Regions from separate parts of the Homo sapiens genome. Here region 2 is linked to region 1. Evidence: chromatin loops called from intact Hi-C (ENCODE). Cell type or tissue: heart left ventricle. All regions are shown on one strand. Links, peaks and the distances in the headings refer to the core of each region. The heading gives the core; the rest is flanking DNA.

What was found. A loop is a pair of places that touch in the nucleus more often than their neighbours do. Peaks named below come from ENCODE experiments on the same cell type or tissue, not always from the same donor. Only the 100,000 strongest peaks of a DNase experiment are listed, where the experiment ranks them.
Region 2: a loop joins it to region 1, with 2.3 times the contacts of the local background. A loop is called at or near these places in 7 of 110 quality-filtered maps.

Annotation. Positions count from the first base shown.
Region 1 is chr2:111,132,254-111,140,253 of GRCh38, reverse strand. The region is part of intron 2 of BCL2L11 (BCL2 like 11); the gene reads right to left. Among named protein-coding and RNA genes, the nearest start is that of BCL2L11, 15 kb to the right of the region's middle. In heart left ventricle, for the core only: a CTCF peak has its summit at 4,265 (motif pointing right); DNase peaks (open chromatin) are centred at 221 and 4,248.
Region 2 is chr2:111,180,397-111,189,513 of GRCh38, reverse strand. LOC124907868 (a long non-coding RNA gene) reads left to right here and starts at 4,589. Exons shown (of 2, transcript XR_007087189.1): 1 at 4,589-4,981; 2 at 5,165-8,594. In heart left ventricle, for the core only: no CTCF peak of the experiment used is centred there; a DNase peak (open chromatin) is centred at 3,807.

The DNA.
Region 1 (8,000 bases), core at 1-8,000:
AGCTTCAAAACCATCTCACTCCTAAGAAAGGGAAGTCCAAACTAAACCAAGCATTATGTACTGTGCAGAGGGCAGTCTGCCAGTACCAAAGACCCAAGTTCAACCCGGGGCTCCAACACTAAGCACAGCCCAGACTCATGTCCAAATCCCCAAGTTCGGTTTCCTCACTCTGAAAGCAATGTCAAGTCCCCACTGCAAGGTTTACAGACACAGCACTTGCAGTCAACTGGCTGGCAGTGACTGTGAGCGCAAGATGTGTGACTGAAAGGGAGACATGCTCCATGGGAAGCCCTCACTGCTGCCTCGTGGTCCACACAGAAAGGCAGAACAGGAGGAGAGCTGCGTGCCAGCAGCCCTGTCTCAGGGCTATTTCTTGCCACACCTGTCTTGGCAACTCTACTCACGAATCATGTGGATCTGGTCCAAGGCAGAGAAGAGAAAATACAAAGCACATTTTGGTTTCCCAGAGGACACTGGGGAGACAAATTCATTCTAAGCAAATACTTAAAACCACGAAGGCCTGGCCTCTTACAAACGGGTTAAACCGGGTACATGTTGTTTATACTGACGGTTTACTTCCGCTACCTCATAGTGTGTGAAAAAAGGTTACCAAGAAGAAGGATCCATAACTCACTCACTTAGAAATATCAAAATTTTGATTATCAATGGCCAACAGTCTGTCTAAATTGTCTTCTCACTAAAGGAGTTTAATTACCTCAGGGAAAAGAAGGAAAACGCAGTTGTAGAAGTCTTGATTTCATTCACACAATGAACACTCCTAATGTTAAATCCACGAGCAACCAATGTATCCCTTATTTTGGGAAAAAGTACGTAAGTTTGGATTGCAAGAAAAAGTACTTGAGTCTATGTCTCATGTCTCAAGACACATTTTGAATTATAGTCAAGTTTCTGCCAAATCAAATGGGCCGTCTCCAGCAGGTGTCCCCAACTCACCCCCAATTCAGACAGCGCTGGGGTGGGGCAGGTTTCCAGATGTCTCTCCATGATTTACCCAAGAAGCTGAGGTTCTTCTCAGGTGATGTTTGGTTCACTGGCAGGTTAGGGGTGATTCAGACCTCCTCTTCCCACGCCCCCCTCCAGGCCACTTTCTAGAAAAGATGTTCTTTTTTGCTTGCTTGTTTGTTCTGGGACCCAGGGGATTAGAATTATAGTAGCATTTCCAGATGAATTCACTTCCCTAGGAGTTTCCTATACTCCTGGAACGACAGCTCCTTTCCACGGAAAGCAGTAGAGAGCACTTCATTACAGTCATGCTCACTAACCTGCCAGGGCTGAGGGCTCATTGAGGGGCAAGGAAAGATTCCTGTGCGAGTTTCTACCAGGGGCTTTCTGTCGATTTGCTTATGGAAAAACTCCCCATGACCCTCAGAGGTGAGCACTATGTCCTCACTTGATGGCTGAGGAAGCTGAAGCTCAGACAGACTCACTGCTCCGCCCAGGTTCCATGGAGGGCAGGCAGGACCCGACCCAAAACCTGCTCCAGACCCAAGAGCAGCCTGTGGGGGAGACAGCTACCAAGAGCAACCTGCCAACACCAAATCCATCCATGATCCTGTCCGATGGAGATGTTCCCTGAGAGATTACTCACTTTGCAAAAAATAAAAAGGCAGACCCCAAAAGAGTAAATTAGGGGGCTAATGTTCACCCCGAGTACTTTCGGTGATGGTCCTGATGGGACCAAAGCTTGATCAGCCTGGACAAAATCTTCAACAATGCAAAAGACACAACGGTTAACACTGAATCACACAAACAAGGTATGCATGCCCAGTGACAGGCTGCTGGGAATGCCAAAAACAAAGATTAAAATTATAAAGAGCAAAAGTTTTAGTAAGTATTATCTATTAAATCTGTTCTGATTATAAACATAATACTAGTTATGACAATTGTGTACATACACAAAGGCACACAGAAAAGACCACCTGTGGCCAGGAGCAGTGGCTCAACGCCTGTAATCTCAGCACTTTGGGAGGCCGAGGTAGGCGGATCACTTCAGGTCAGGAGTTCGAGACCAGCCTGGCCAACATAGTGAAACCCTGTCTCTACTAAAAATACAAAAATTAGCCAGGCGTCGTGGTGGGTGCCTGTAATCCCAGCTACTCAGAAGGCTGAGGCAGGACAATCACTTGAACCTGGGAGGTGGAGGGTGCAGTGAGCTGAGATCATGGCACTGCATTCCAGCCTGGGTGACAGTAAGATTCTATCTCAAAAAAAAAAAAAAAAGAAAGAAAGAAAGAAAGAAAAAAGGGAGAAAAGCCCACCTGTAACGAAAATACAACAATACCCACTACTGACAGTTTAATGTATTCTTATATTTTTGATATGCCAATGAACTTCTTTAATATTAAACTAGACTATCATAAATAATCTTGCAGCTTTTTAAAACTTAACATCAGGCCAACAGGCATTTCCCCTATGCCATTATTCTTTTTAACACCATGAAGACAGCACCAGTCTGCCAAAAAAAGGGCAGAATAATGTAGATTCTCCCCTCCCATTAGAGGACCAAGGACAGTCGTTTGGCTGTATAAACAATGCTGTGATGAACCCCCTTGCATATATGTTTCTGCTAGCATTTCCTGAAAAAAAAAAAAAAAAAAAAGTGGGGAGGAATGTTACATCTTCTGCTCTATGCCTGCAGTGCAGGGTCTGAGATGTGGGTGGCACAGAGCTTACAGTCAGCACAGGACCAAGCCTGTGAGGTCTCCAAGGACAGGTGTGATGAGACTTGCAGAGAAGGAAAGCAGTCTGAGGTCAGATGCCCCAGCACAAGTCTCAGCCATTGACCGAGCAGGGACCAGAAGTGGATTAGGCTAGAAATGTCACCACATGAGGAATACACCAAGAGACTGAGGCTGGTCTAACAAAGAAGGAATGGAGACAACTTAATTCTGGTGCGGGAGGTGGAGATGGGCAGGGAGAGGTGGTGGTTCATAGCGAGTCCTGTGACAGGCAGGATGACCACAGACATGAGGTGTGTGGAGACTGGGCCAATGATCAGATTTAATGGTTTTAAAGTAAGTGAAGCAGCAAGGCATCAGAATGTACAGCATTCAACTGGCAATTAGGTGTGTATCTCTAAACCTACTACAAGTACTCTAAATATAAAACAAGTCTGAATCTTTAGTAAGAAGTCCCCCCTAAGGCATATAAAATCGGAATTGGGTTACCCAGCCATTTTCAGGAGTGATGTTCGAAAGCAGCACAGAGCACGCCCTATGGTCACACCATGAGAGTCACACACAGTGGAGTTACAGCAATAGATATTACGGTTATCATCTGAAAAAGGTGGCCTGGATCACAGCTAAATCTCTTTCCATCATTGTAAGTCTGTTATTCCACATGGAGAGTAAAAAGGAGTGAAGAAGTAACTTCTACAATTCAGAGTAGTCTTTGCAGCCAGAGCCAACTGATACTGCTATGGTATAAACGTTACATGCCCCCAAAACTCTCGCTGAAACCTGACCTTGAAAGTGATGGGTGTTAGGAGGTGGGGCCATTGGAATGGGATTAGTGCTCTCACAAAAGAGACCCCAGAGAAACCCTCACATTTTCTATCACTCGAGGACACAGCTCGAAGGTGCCGTCTAAGTGGCCCTCACCGCACACCAAACCTGCTTTTGTCTTGTACTTATCACCCTCCAGAATTGTGAGAAATAAACTTCTGTTGTTTGTAAGCCACCCAGTCTCAGGTATTCCATTAGAGCAGCTCAAAGGGACTAAGACAAATAGCCACCATAAACACCTAAAGGAAGCTGCAGATCTCTAGTTCCACTAAGGTGGAGGAGCCATCTCCCCAGGTCCTTCCTCTCCCAACTGAAAACCCGAGACAGAACCTCAGACAACCCTAGAGAGAACACAGCAAGCAGGCCCAGGAAAACTGAAGCGGGAAATAGGACAGGCTGCTGGGGACCTCAGGACTTGAGGGATGACGGACAGGGAGTATGCCGTTTTCCTCACTCCCATGTATCCTGGACAGCATGCTGCAGAAGAAACCTCCAACTGGGCCTTTCCAAGAGGCGTAGATAACAGCTCCATGGGAGGCCTGTTCTCCATCGCCAAGGGACTGAAAAGAGGGTGACCTAACAACAGAAAACCACTCCATGACTCCTGCCCTACTCTAGCCAAACAGCAACGGGAAAACCACAACGCCCCTGGCAGCAGCCCCACAGCACCGCGTGGCCAGAGTGGGGAGTTGATCTTCCAGCCCATCCCCAGCCCAGGGGAAGCAGGAGGTGCTCTGATTCCACCACCAGATGGTGTCAGCAGGCCGATCTCCCAGACCCTCCCTGGCAGAAGCAGGCAGAGGTGATCCGGCTGCCCTGCCAAAGCAGTGTTAGTAGGGCAGTTATCTAACATCCCCTCCCAGGGTTACATTAGTGGGGCTGAGCAGTGAGCAGTGAGCTAAGCCTCCACCTCTACTAAACAGCAACGGGTGGGTACAAGGTGGGGTTAGTTAGTTGACATGACATTACACACACCCACTGAACCAGACAGTGCAAAACAGGGTTCATGGGCCCATCGGCTCTCCCAGCCCCAGCCTTGGGTGTCTGGGCACCCAGTGGGTACTGAGTCTTCGCCCCATCTGGCTAATTAAAGAGAACAAAAGAGAACTCTCCCATCTAGCATCAAAGAGGGAGAATCAGGTAGTAGAAAGTGGGCCTGGTTGGCATGTTGTACCTGACCCCCCCACCCCTGGTGGGGTCAGCTTCCCTCAGAGGGAAGCTGAGTTCTGACCTCTACTCTGCAGAAACAAGGTATGAGGCAGCCCTCTATGGTCTCCCTGCTTCCTGGTGTCAGCAGTGGCTGAGGGAGCCAAGCTTACACATCTCCCCCAACAACTGGACACAATAAAGCAGTGTGCACTGGGGCCCCTCTTTTGTTTGGAAAGTACCAGCAAAGCCAAGGAGAAATCTGAACTTCCAACTTACCTAGTAGAAACAGGCAGAAATCTTAGAATTGAAAAATATAATTAAACATAATTTTAAAAACAATCAGTGAATATGAGGCAAAATCAATAGAATTTACTCAATCTGAAGAGAGAGAAAATCTACTGGAAAAAAATGAACAGTCTCAGGAACTTACAGGACTAACAAAAGCACTAACATTCTTATCATCAGAGTTCCAAAAGAGAGGAAGGGACTGGAAAAGTATTTAAAGACATAATGGCTGAAAACTTCCCAAACCTGGCATAAAACGTGAAACTCCAGATTCAAGATGCTGAGTGCACCCCAAAAAGGATAAACCCAAAGAACCCATGACAAGACACATCACAATTAAACTTCTTAATACTAAAAGACAATCTTGAAAGCAGCCACATAGGAATGACACATAACTTAGTTGAGAACACCAATTCAGATGACAAGGGATTTCTCATCTAAAACCATAGAGGCCCTAAGAAAGTGGCATGTTTTCCAAGTACTGAAAGAGATACATCAACTGCGAATTCTATCTTCCGTGAAGATATCCTTCTGGACTGAAGGGGAAATAAAGACATTCCCAGAAGGAGAACTCAGAGGAGTTGTTACTAACAGACCTATCATTAAAGAACTAAGGAAGTTCTCTAAACAGAAAGGAAATGACAAAAGAAGAAAGCTTAGAACTTCAGAAAGGAAAGAACATTGGAAGGGGAAAAATGGAAGCGACTATTGGTAGACTAACAGTACTTTCTTAAATCATATTTGATGGTTGAAGCAAAAATAACAATACCAACTCATTCAGTGCTCAATGTACATGGAGGAAATACTTCAGACAATTATATTGGAAAAATGGGGCTAACGGAGCCTAAAGAAAAGTAAGGTTTCTACTCTTCAGCTCCCATCATAAAATGCTGTGACCATTGATACCAGTAGACTTAGAATATATATTTCACACACATACTGTAATACCTGGAACAACCACTAAGAAAATGATACAGAGCAATATATTTTAAAACACCATAAACATATCAAAACGAAATCCTAGAAAATGTTCGTATAACCCACAGTAAGGTTAAAAAACAAAAAAAGAAACAAGGAACAGAGGAAACAAAAAACAAATAACAAAAAGGCATTTAGACTTACATATATTATCTTAAATGTAAATGGTCTAGACCATTTAAGAGACAGATTGGGCAGACTAGATAAAACAGGTTTATCTAAAGACATGCCATATATAAAAAACTTATCTCAAATACAACATATGCAGATGGAAAGTGAAAGGATGGAAAAAGATAATACTATGTTAACATTAATACATTAATGTTAAAAAAGCAGAAGTGCTATTAATACCAGATAAAGTACATTTTACAGCAATGATAGAAGATTGGATCCAACCTGAAGACATTTTAAATGTGTAAACTCCAAACAGCAGCACCTCAAAAGACATGAAGCAAACTCTAATAGAGCTGAAAGGAAACAGCTGGGGATTTCAGCACCACATTCTCAGCAACTGACAGAACAAGACAGTAAAATCAGCAAGGACAGAGAAGAACTGAACAACACAATCAACCAGTAAGATCTGAAAGATGTATATATAACGAACACTCTACCCAATAGCAGCAGAATACAGATGTTTTCAAGTACCCAAGCAGCATAGATCAGTCACCAAAAGAGACCATATCCTGAGCTACAGAACAAATTCTCGACACATTTGTAAACCGAAATAGAATAAAATATGCTCTCTGACCATAACAGAATCAGAAAGAAAACAGTAACAGAAAACACACTTAGGTATTTTTGGAAATAAAACACACTTCTAAATAACCTAGGGTCAAAGAGGAGGTCTCAAAGGAAATTTAAAAATATATAGACAGAACTCAATGAAAATGAAAACACAACATACCAAAACACGTGGGATGCAGCTAAGCAGTGGTGGAAAGGAAATTTCTAGCGCTGAATAAATGCGTACATTAGAAAAGCGAAAGGGGGTAAGACTCCACCATCTCTGCTCCTGAGACATGGCTGCTTGGTTTGTGGATGGCAGTTCCAAGGTGAATGCACAGCACGCTGTTTGGCAGGCTGCCATTCTAATTGAAGAAAATCCTTTTGCTTTTGAGTTATTTATAGCTTATGATTGAGTAAAGTATACTTTCATGAGCAAAATTTACCTTTCTGAGTTCTCCAAAATTTGGAAACTACTCATGAGTATTCTTATTTTATGGCAATATAGTTATTTGCATAAGTTCAGTTAAGAATCTGTTTTCTTTTGTTCAGTCACCAAAATAGACCATATCCTGAGCTACAAAACAAACCTTGACACATTTAAAAGAACTGAAATTGTATAGAGTATGTTCTATATGCAATTGGAGACATGGGTTATTTTACCAAGGCTTTGACTGAATAGCGTATTTTCAGATATGACCAGACTGCTTTAAAGAATAAAAAGCCCCTTGAAAAAAGACAGGCCTGGTACCTTGTCTACACAGTTCCCTTACAAGGTTCCTGATCTTCGATAAGCAAAGAATGTCATTTTCCGACAGGCCCAGGAACCTCAAGATACTTTGGGACCTCGAGGAGAATGGAATTCACCCGATCTGTAGGTATTACAGGCAATGTTTGCTGGCAAATTTTCAGCTTGGCTTTCAAGCCTGGAGGCTTCTAAAAGTCTAATCTGAGATTCCTTATGAAAAAATTCCAGCAAAGCCAACTTAAAAAGAGCCTATATGGCCAATCACTATTCTTGTTGCACTTTATGCAAATAATCAGGCTAAGTATAATGAGACTAAAATGTATTTTGCAAATAAATTGGTCCTTGGTAGGAATGGGGAAACTGGAGAAAAAAATGTGCTCCAAAGAAAACTACAATACCTGTTAACAGATTCTAGCCCTAACCATTATTTTTGAGTTTTTATTATTTGCCTACAACTCAAACTGCATCCTGAATTACTTCCTAGCTACAAGTCTCTAAAGAAGAACCGAGTTCTAATTTTCTTCATGTTCTTTTTCATTATAATCTTTGTGTGCATATTAACAGTATTTATCTCGTTTTACTTCTTCCCAGAA
Region 2 (9,117 bases), core at 599-8,598, 49 kb before region 1:
CCCAGCTCTGCAGACTGTAAGCAATTTTCACTGTGATGATCAAAGTGGAAGAGTGGAATGAGGACAACAGTGACAATATTGGAGGCCTGCACTGTGGGACCCAAGGCAGGAGGGCACAGGCCTCTGAGATCTGGGTTGAATGCCCTGGGGCCTGGGCTGGAGGGGGAGAAGTTAGTGAGCTGGAAGTCTGAACAGGTTTGCAAAGGGTAGGGCTGGCCTGGGGAGCCCATGACCCATGTACATTGGTGCAATGGTGATAACGAGGACGATAATTTTTAAAAAGAATACCACCTCCATACTTAAAAACATGGAGAAAATGCATTAGCCAAGATGACTGCAATAAGATCTCCTATCCCAAATGGTCTTCTCACTCCTCCCAAAAAGAGGTGGGGTTTATTGTCCATCCTTGAATCTGGGTGGACCTGCAACTATGGCAGAAGTGACATTCTGTGACTTCTGAAGCCAGGTTATGAAAGGCAATGCAGCTTCCTCCTGGTCTTATTGGGACACTCCCATTTGGAACCCAGACACCATGCTGTGGGGTAGCTCAGGCCACATGGAGAGACCATATAGAGGTGTTCCAGCCAACAGCACCAGCTGAGATCCCACCAACAGACAACGTCAACCACCATCCACCACCATCCCTGTCAGTCCAGAAGCCTTCAGGTGACTCCAGCCTAGCCTGACCGCATCTACAAAAAGGACCGTGAGTGGCCCTTCTGAGCTCAGTCAGCCACCAGAACTATGAGAGCTAATAAAAAAGGATTGGTGCTATGGTTTAAGCTACTAAGTTGTAGATGGCTCATTATACATCAATAGATCACTAGAAGAGGAAAAATCCATTTTATTTGGGGCTTAGGCGAAAGTGAAGTGCCTGGGCCAGGTAACAATTAATTTCCTCACTTTCGGTACTATAACAATTTCTAGAAGCTCAGTAACTATTTCTAACATTTTAAATTTATTTTTGTTGGATTTGGAAGAAAAGTAAATGCATTTTTTTTTTTTTGCAAGGAGAGAGGATGTAGGTTTGGTCTTGTCTAAGCTCATGCAGACATACCTCACAGATAACATCTTGGTTCTTTTTGGCAAAGATGGAATAGCCCAGGCGTTGAAGATGGTATGTGCATGGGTGAGTGAGTGTGTGAGTGAGTATGTGTGTGTATGTTTTTACTTTTAGTGATCGGAATTTTCAAGGAAGGAGGAAGAAAGAATAAAATTTCAATCCCCTGCCCTCCTCCCCACTCACTCTGTATAATCTGCAGTTCCCATGGAGGCCCCAGGTTTTTGTGTGCAATTTGATGGTGTCCAGAGGCTGCCCTGGCTGCACACTCTGCCTCCCGGGCTGGGGGACCTGCTAGGGGCTTGGGCTCTGACTCTGCAGCCCCAGAGCCGCCCTGAAGCCCCCTCCCTTCCTCTGAGCAAAAGGCAAATCCTCGGCTCTGTCATCAAAGCCCATGTGGGCCGGTTTGGGCTGCACCCACAGGGCCTACTTTGTCCCTTTCTCAGTCTCTCCCTGTCATGAGCTTTCCTTTTTCTTCCTCTCTTCCTTTGTAGCTCTGTCTCTTCCTCTCTCATTTGGGAAGAAATTCTCAGATGATGTAAGTGCATCCCCAGAGGGACCAGGCATTGGTGTCTCGACCCAGTGCCCTTTTGCCTGCGGGCTTTTTAAATTAGGTTCTTAGCTGCCCTTTGCATTTGTCCTGCATGGCTAAGACAGAGAAGAGGCCAGGCACATTAGAAAGACTGGGCAATGGGTGACCACTGCATCCAATGTAAACGAGAATGACTGCCAATACGGGAGAAAGGAGGGTTTCAGTCTTGGTGGTTGGGGTCCCTTCCTGAGAAGCTCGTCCATCCTCATGAGGTTGAGTCAGCCCCTAAGGAGGAAAAGGCTCTGCCAGGCCAAGGGCAGGGCCTTCAAGGTGGCCTCCCCTCCCCTCAGAGGGCCGGCCTCCATCAGGATGAACATGGAGTCTCTACTGGAACATAGAGGGAGACCAGGCACCCTCACCAGTCAGGCACCTGACTGGGACATGTCATCATCACCAAGTGCTGGCCCTGCCTAGGCTGGCTCAGATGGGAGCAGGAGGGAGCTGTGCTCCCTTCTCTTGACAAGTCTTCAGCAGGATGGCCCTTAAGACCTGAAGGCCTGCATACCTCCCCTGACTCTGATCTGGACACCCAGGAAGGCCTGTGTTCCACGGAACTGCACAGTGGCCTGGGGAGCCAACCAGCTCTTGTTGAGACTTTGCCTTGAATCTAGTCATGGTCTTAATGCTACAGTTAAGAGAAGACCAGCCCTCGGCCCTGGCATCTTCCTTGTGACCATTGATTGACTTGCTGAATTAGCGTGCTCCCACTCGAACAGTGGCCAGGGGGAGCTAGCGATGCAGAGAGGGTGTGAGAGGGGGTGACAGAGGGGACTTGTAGGGGAAAGTTAGTGCTTATGGTTCTCTGGGCTCACAGAGTCTCACTGATAATCCACATTTTAAAGATGGGAAAACTGAAGCTCAGGGAGCAACTTGCTCAGTCACATGGCTGAGAAGGGACAGGATCGAACCTATGCCTGGCACCCCCAACCCATGCTCATCCCTCTACACCACACATACTTGACACATTGCAGGAGATTCGTAAACATGATCGAAAAATACGAATGGATGAATGAACGAATGGAAGAACAAAGCAACCAACCACATGTTCTTGAGCTGGGCCCTAATGGATGAGTAGGCTTTAAGCACGTGGAAAAGTCAAGGCAGCGCGTTCCAGGCTGGGCAGATGAGATGAAGCAGAGGGAACCATGCTAGGTTGGAGGGAAAAGGGCTGGCCAGAGCCTAGAGCCAGGAAAACACCTCAGGGCACGGGGAGCTGTGCTCCACAGAGTTTGCATCAACACGGCCCTGGGAAGTGTCTTCCTTCAGCACGTCTGCACGGGTGGCCTCCCAGGCTGGCGCTGCACAGTGTTCCCTGGAAATGGAACTGAACAGGTAAAGGAGTGCTCATGCTCACCTGGTACCTCTTCCCTACAAGCAAAGCTACTTATCCCCTATGGCTGGGCAGCCAGGGGAGGCTTGCACTTCTAGAAGAGGCTAAGAATGGAGTAACTAGCAAAGAGTTTGGAGTCATGATCATCATCATCATGGCCATCTTTATCCGCGCCACCCCCTCTTACATCATCACTGTCAACATTCCACAGTAAAGCTTAGTGGCTGGGCGTGGGGCCTGGACGTCTTGCTGGGCTTCTAACCTAGCTCTGTCACTCACTGACTGTATGAGCTTGGGCACATTTTAAATGCCTAATCCCCACTTTCCTCATATCTAAAATGGGGTAATTCAAAAAGATGATACATAGAAAGTTCTCAGTATCTTGTCTGGCACACGGCATCAGTGTAATATAGCCATTGTTCTTACTGCTATTGTTTTCCTCATTAATGAGCCTTTTAAGTGAGCTTTGGGTTATTACCATAGAATCCGATTTACTTTTCACATGAGGAAAGGGAAGCTCTATGAGTCTCCCCCACCCGCACTGTGCCTGCCTCTCTCGCTCTTCCCCAGGGGCAGAGCCCAGAGCCTCTCCCTTCCTGCAAGCTCAGCTGGGACTCACTCCAACAGACTGCCACTTTATGGTTTGTTTGTTTGCTCCTAAAGACATAAAACCCAAGCTTATCAAACAAAAGTCACACTTAGCCCTGCAGTCTTGAGAGGTAAATTCCACTATTATCTCTGCACTTCAGCCCCCACACAGAACACTTAGTTCCCCAGGGAGCGGGTGACACGCTTCAAGGTCGACCTTTGGCACCCACTCACCCCTTCGGCCATGTGCCCGGTCACGAGGCAGGTGGCATAGGAGAGTCAGCTAGGGAGGTGCCCAGAGACACTGCCCACCAGCCAAGTGCCTCGGGTCAGTTGTTAAACCTTAGAGTCCTCCTCTGTGAAATCCCCTGAACAGTGGAGCTTCCACCAGCTAATTTGTGACAATAATTAATCCAATGATCTGAGAGAGCATTGAACTCAGTGCTTGGCCTTTGAGAAGTGCTCAGCGTTCACACATTACAGCCAACAGAAGGGAGTTGCTTTGTGTTCTCCGGGTCAGGCAGAAGATTGTTCAACCTGAACAGTCGAGCCAGGGACAGTTCTAGAGAGACCTAGAAGATGGGGGTGAAGGTGGAGGGGGTTGAATACTAACAGAAAAAGAAAAGGGGTTTGAGACTCGAAACTAAAGATCAAGGAGAGGTCAGCTCCCATAAATTTTATACAAAGCCCTGCCAGCGTTTTGATAGCTTCAGCCAACATTCTCAAAAATTCTCAACTACCTCTTGCATCATAGCCTCTCTTAGAGGAAAGGAAGTCTTTGCCAGGCTTGGAGGTGGTCCTAGTTCACTTGGCATCTTTGCCCAAGCTACAGGCTAAGTACTGCAGTGAAGAGAAAGCATAACAAGTAACACAGCCTCCAACTTTTTGGAACTTCAATGTGGTATGGTAGCCACAAGGCTTATCCACCAATGTTTCCATTGCTGCTTCTTCTGACCACATCATAGGATTGCACTCACTGCTTCCCACCTCTCCTCACTTTTCAGGTTAGGCATGGCCATGTGATTGCTCTAGCCTGTAAAACATGAGCAGAAGAGGCATGAAGCACTTGGTGAGTGCTTCTAAGAGCTGATGCAGAATTTCCCACATTCCCTTCTTCCTGCCCTGATGCCTGGCAATGCTCCAGATGGCAGAGGCTCTGTCAGCCAATATCTTTGAAAGAGGATGATGGGGAGAAGAGACTCCCACCAAACCAGGGTCAGCTTGTGGTACGAGGCTTTGCCCCTTGCCCTGATCATGCCCATCACTTGGCCACTGAGAGCTGGGTTGGTTTGTTCCTGCAGTGCAACCTAACTCACCCTAAGAAGCCAGCAAGGCAATGCCAGTGCAGAGGAGAAAAGCAGAATCCTGAGACACAAGATGATAAGGAGCGGAGGGTCTGCAGAAGGGCTGGGTAAGAGCTCCTGGAGGAGGGCTGGGGCTGGGCCTTGAAGCCAGCAGGATTTGGAGGGTGGTAAGGAATGGAGATAGCCAGAGGTGGGGAGTGAGTGGAAGGCACAGGTGCCTCAAAAGACTTCTGAATGCCTGAAAAGAAGGTGCCAGCCGAGGAGCTGATATCAGTTTTCTTCTTCCATAGTCTAGATGCATGTGAGGAGCAAGTTCAAGTCAGACTCAATGTCATTTCACCATGATTGGGGCAGAGTGGCACCGGGCCTGGTGGGATCAGAAGGCAGGACACGGCGGACAGCTGGATTGCCCCTTTCTAAATCCAGCTTTCTTCATCCAGGAAGCCTTCTCTGACCCTCCCACCCATAGGGCCCTCTCCTACCCTGAACTCCTCCAGAATTCTGTCTGCTGAAAGAAGGCATGTGGAGTGTGAGAAGACAGCAGGGCTCTGAAGTCAGACCGATGTGGTTTAAATATTGGTTTCTTGTGTTCAATCATCTGACCATTAATTCAACATCTGTAGCATGCCAGGCACTGTTCTACATCCTGGAAATGTGTTCATGTTCAAGAGCTGGGTGTTCTTGGATCCTGTATGCAAATGAGGGAGAGAGAGACAGTCAATAACAACAATAACAAAGCCAAACATGCAAAAAGAAAAAAAGTTGTGATGTTGGAAATTAAGAAAATAACCAAGGGGCTGAGATAAAGAATACCAAAAGGACCTACTTTAGATGAGGTTAATGAATGACTTCCTCTTTGAATGGGCAGCATTTAAAATTGCAATGTACAAGGAGGAAGAATAGTTACTATATAAATAAAACAGAGGAGCATTCTTGGCAAGAGAAAAACGACAGGTACAAGACCGTTAAGTGGGAAAGGTAGGAAAGGGCTTGGGTGGGGCAAGGTTGGAACTGAAGGAAGAGGAGTGTCTCTGGAGAGTACCCTGAGGTAAGGGTGGAGGGTAGAGCTGTGCTTTCCAGGCTATTTTAGGAGATAGATTCAAGGTGCATTTTATAGCACAAACCAGCAAGACTTACTGATGGTTTAGGTAAAGGGAGAAGAGGACCCATTCAAGAAGAGAGAGTCAAGTCACCTGGGGTGGGGATACCGTGCCCTTTACAGGAATGGCAAAGGTGGAGTTGGGAGGATGGAAAGTCTGCTCTGAATGTGCTAGTTTGGAGATATCTGAGATCTCCAAGTGGAAATGTCAGCAGGCAATAGAATCTGCAAGTCAGAAGGAAGCTCAAAGAAGTCCAGGTTGGGGATATAGATTTAGAATGATCGGCATAAGAATAGTATTTAAATCCATGGAATTTCACGAACTCACCTGTGAAGTGAAGAAAGAGGACCCAAGAGGGCCTAAGGGAGACCAAGGAGGAGTCAGAAAAAGGAGGAGGACCTGCAAAGGAGGACCAGCCAGTGAAGAACGAGGAGAGCCTGGAGAGCAGAATGTGGTAGAAACAGAGAGGCAAGAGTTTGCAGAAAAAGGGGTCAATATTGTCACAGGACTAAGATGAAGTCCAAGAGTGGGGCTGGGCCTGGCCAGTTGGAGTCATTGGTGACCTTGACCAAGCAGTCTCAGTACTGGGGAGCAGAGCTAGCCTTCAGTGGGTCCAGGAGTGCATGGGAGTTAAGAGATGGAGACTGCAAACAAATTATATTCTTTGGAGAAATCTGACTCTAAAAGAAAATAGAGGGATTGGGAAGTAGTTGTCAACGGGAGGGGCTGGAGATAGATGAACTGCAGGTGGGAGGAGCATGTCTGGGTGCTGATTGGACTTGCCTAGAAAAACCAAGAGACTAGTGAGAGAGCCAGAGAGGGACAATGAGAGCAATAAGTTCCCAAGGAGCTGGAGAGGATGAATTCAGAGCACAGGTGGAGGGACTTTCTCCATCAGCACAGGAAGAAGCAGAAGAGAGAAGCAGCCAGGATGGGTCCTAGTCTGGTATTGGGAAGATGAGAGTTGAGTGAAGTAATGAAGGGGAAGGGTCCCTTGGAACCAGAGGGAGAGAGCAGGGTGGAAGGGAAGGTGAGAGGAAAAAGAGAAGTAAAATTGTCATCTGGGAGTGGGCAGTGGCCTACTAGAGAGAGTGGTGGGGTTGCCTGGCAGTCTTGAGGGCAAGTGCATGGGCCAAGATCATGAATTTAGAGCAAAATCAGCCAGCCCTATTGTGTGATTATCTCCAAGAACAGGCAACTGCTCTGGAGCAGGCGTGGAGACAGCGGATGGGAGGTTTCATTCAGGGTTGGGACTTTGCCAAGGGGCTGTGACAAAGGATAGAAAGGCAGAGTTGCTGAGAAAATTCACACTGGAATAATGATGAGGAACCATGTAGCAGAGGCTGGACAAAGAAGGAAGGAAGAGGAGCTGGGAAGGAGGCTCAAGAGGGAGGAGGGGGAGTCACTGCATTGAAATTCTCAAGGAAGCCAAGAAACTGAGGCAGTGGAGAATCTTGACCTGCAGGGCTGGGAGGATTGGGAGAGGTGTTTGGAATCCAGATTTGAGGATGGGATGGTACAGGTGTGACTGCAGGAATGGGCACCTGAGGAGCCCAGGAGGGAGTGGCCTCTATGGTGCTGCATGGTCTGTCTGACTGGATGTGAATGCTACCAGGGATGATGATGACATCAGGAGGTGGAGGTGAAGACTCTGACCAGGAGGTGACAATGCTGCCTTTGACCAGCTCTATGAGCCAGGCAAGTCACCCTGTGGCCACAGCAGGCTCTGGAGCACCCCTGCCCAGGTTCTGCCACTTTCTAGATGTGTGACTATGGAGGCTTACTTCCCCTCTCTGCACTTTGATATCTTTACTTGTAAAAATGGGGGAATAATTTACACATGCCTCTTAAAGTTGTTTGAAGACTAATGGAAATAATTCAGGCAAAGCACCCAAAACAGTGCCATAAGTGTTAAATGTCTCCTTTTGTAGTGAGTTAAACTGTGGCACCCTGAAAGACTGCCCCACATCCAACACCCTGAACCTATAAATGTGACATTTTGGGGGTTAAGGATTTTTTTTTTTTTCATATAGAGTCTCACTTTGTCCCCCAGGCTAGAGTCTAGTGGTGCGATCTTAGCTCATTGCAACCTCCACCTCCTGGGTTGAAGTGATTCCTGTGCTTCAGCCTCCTGAGTAGCTGGGATTACAGTCATGCACCATCACACTCAGCGAATTTTTGTCGTTTTAGTAGAGATGGGGTTTCACCATGTTGGCCAGGCTGGTCTCGAACTTCTGACCTCAAGTGATCCACCCACCTCGGCCTCCCCAAGTGCTGGGTTAAGGATCTTAAGGTGACATCATCTTGGATTGTCTTAGTGGGCTTAAATTCAATGACAAGTGTCCTTGTAAGAAACAGGAGAGGACACAGAAACAAAATGACCCCATACACACTCGTGCAAACACACGCCACAGGAGAGAATGCCATGGGAGAATGGAGGAAGAGATTGGAGTGATGCAGCCACAAGCCAAGGAATTCCTGGACCCACCAGAAGCTGGAAGTGGCAAAGAAGGACTTGCCACAAAGCAGCCTTTGGAGTGAGTATGGCCTGCCAACACCTTGACTGTGAATTTCAAGTCTCTAAAACTGTGAGCAAATAAATTTTTGTCGTCTTAAGCCACTAAATTTGTGATAACTTGTGATGGCAGCTCTAGTAAACTGAAATAGCCCTCATGTGCCTGGGCCTCAATAATCTTCACCTTTGGAGACTGACATGAGCACTAAGGAACAAGCTGCGTGAAAACTGCATGTACAAGAAGGTGACTAATAAATATCATCAGGCATCCCTCCCAACCTCCAACACACGGGCATAAGTACACACAGACCTTCACACACATGTGCATTCTTTTGGCCTAAATGTTGCTTTGGGTGCTGGCTACTATTGTCTTACGTGTACCTCTTGCTCAGCAGAGTTGGGATGCAGTCAGACACTGCCACCAGCCATCAGAGATATGCGGATGGCACAAATACATGGGTGTATATGAAATGTGAGAGGGCAAGTGTCCAGAGTGGCCACCAACATCAGACATAATAATGTCAGAGAATTGGGCGGCATGTCTTCAGACCTCCTGTGGTCTCTTGTGGGACCAGGTGAGGGATAAGGTTCCCCTTCCTCTGCTGGCCACAGCCTCAGCTGGGCCCTT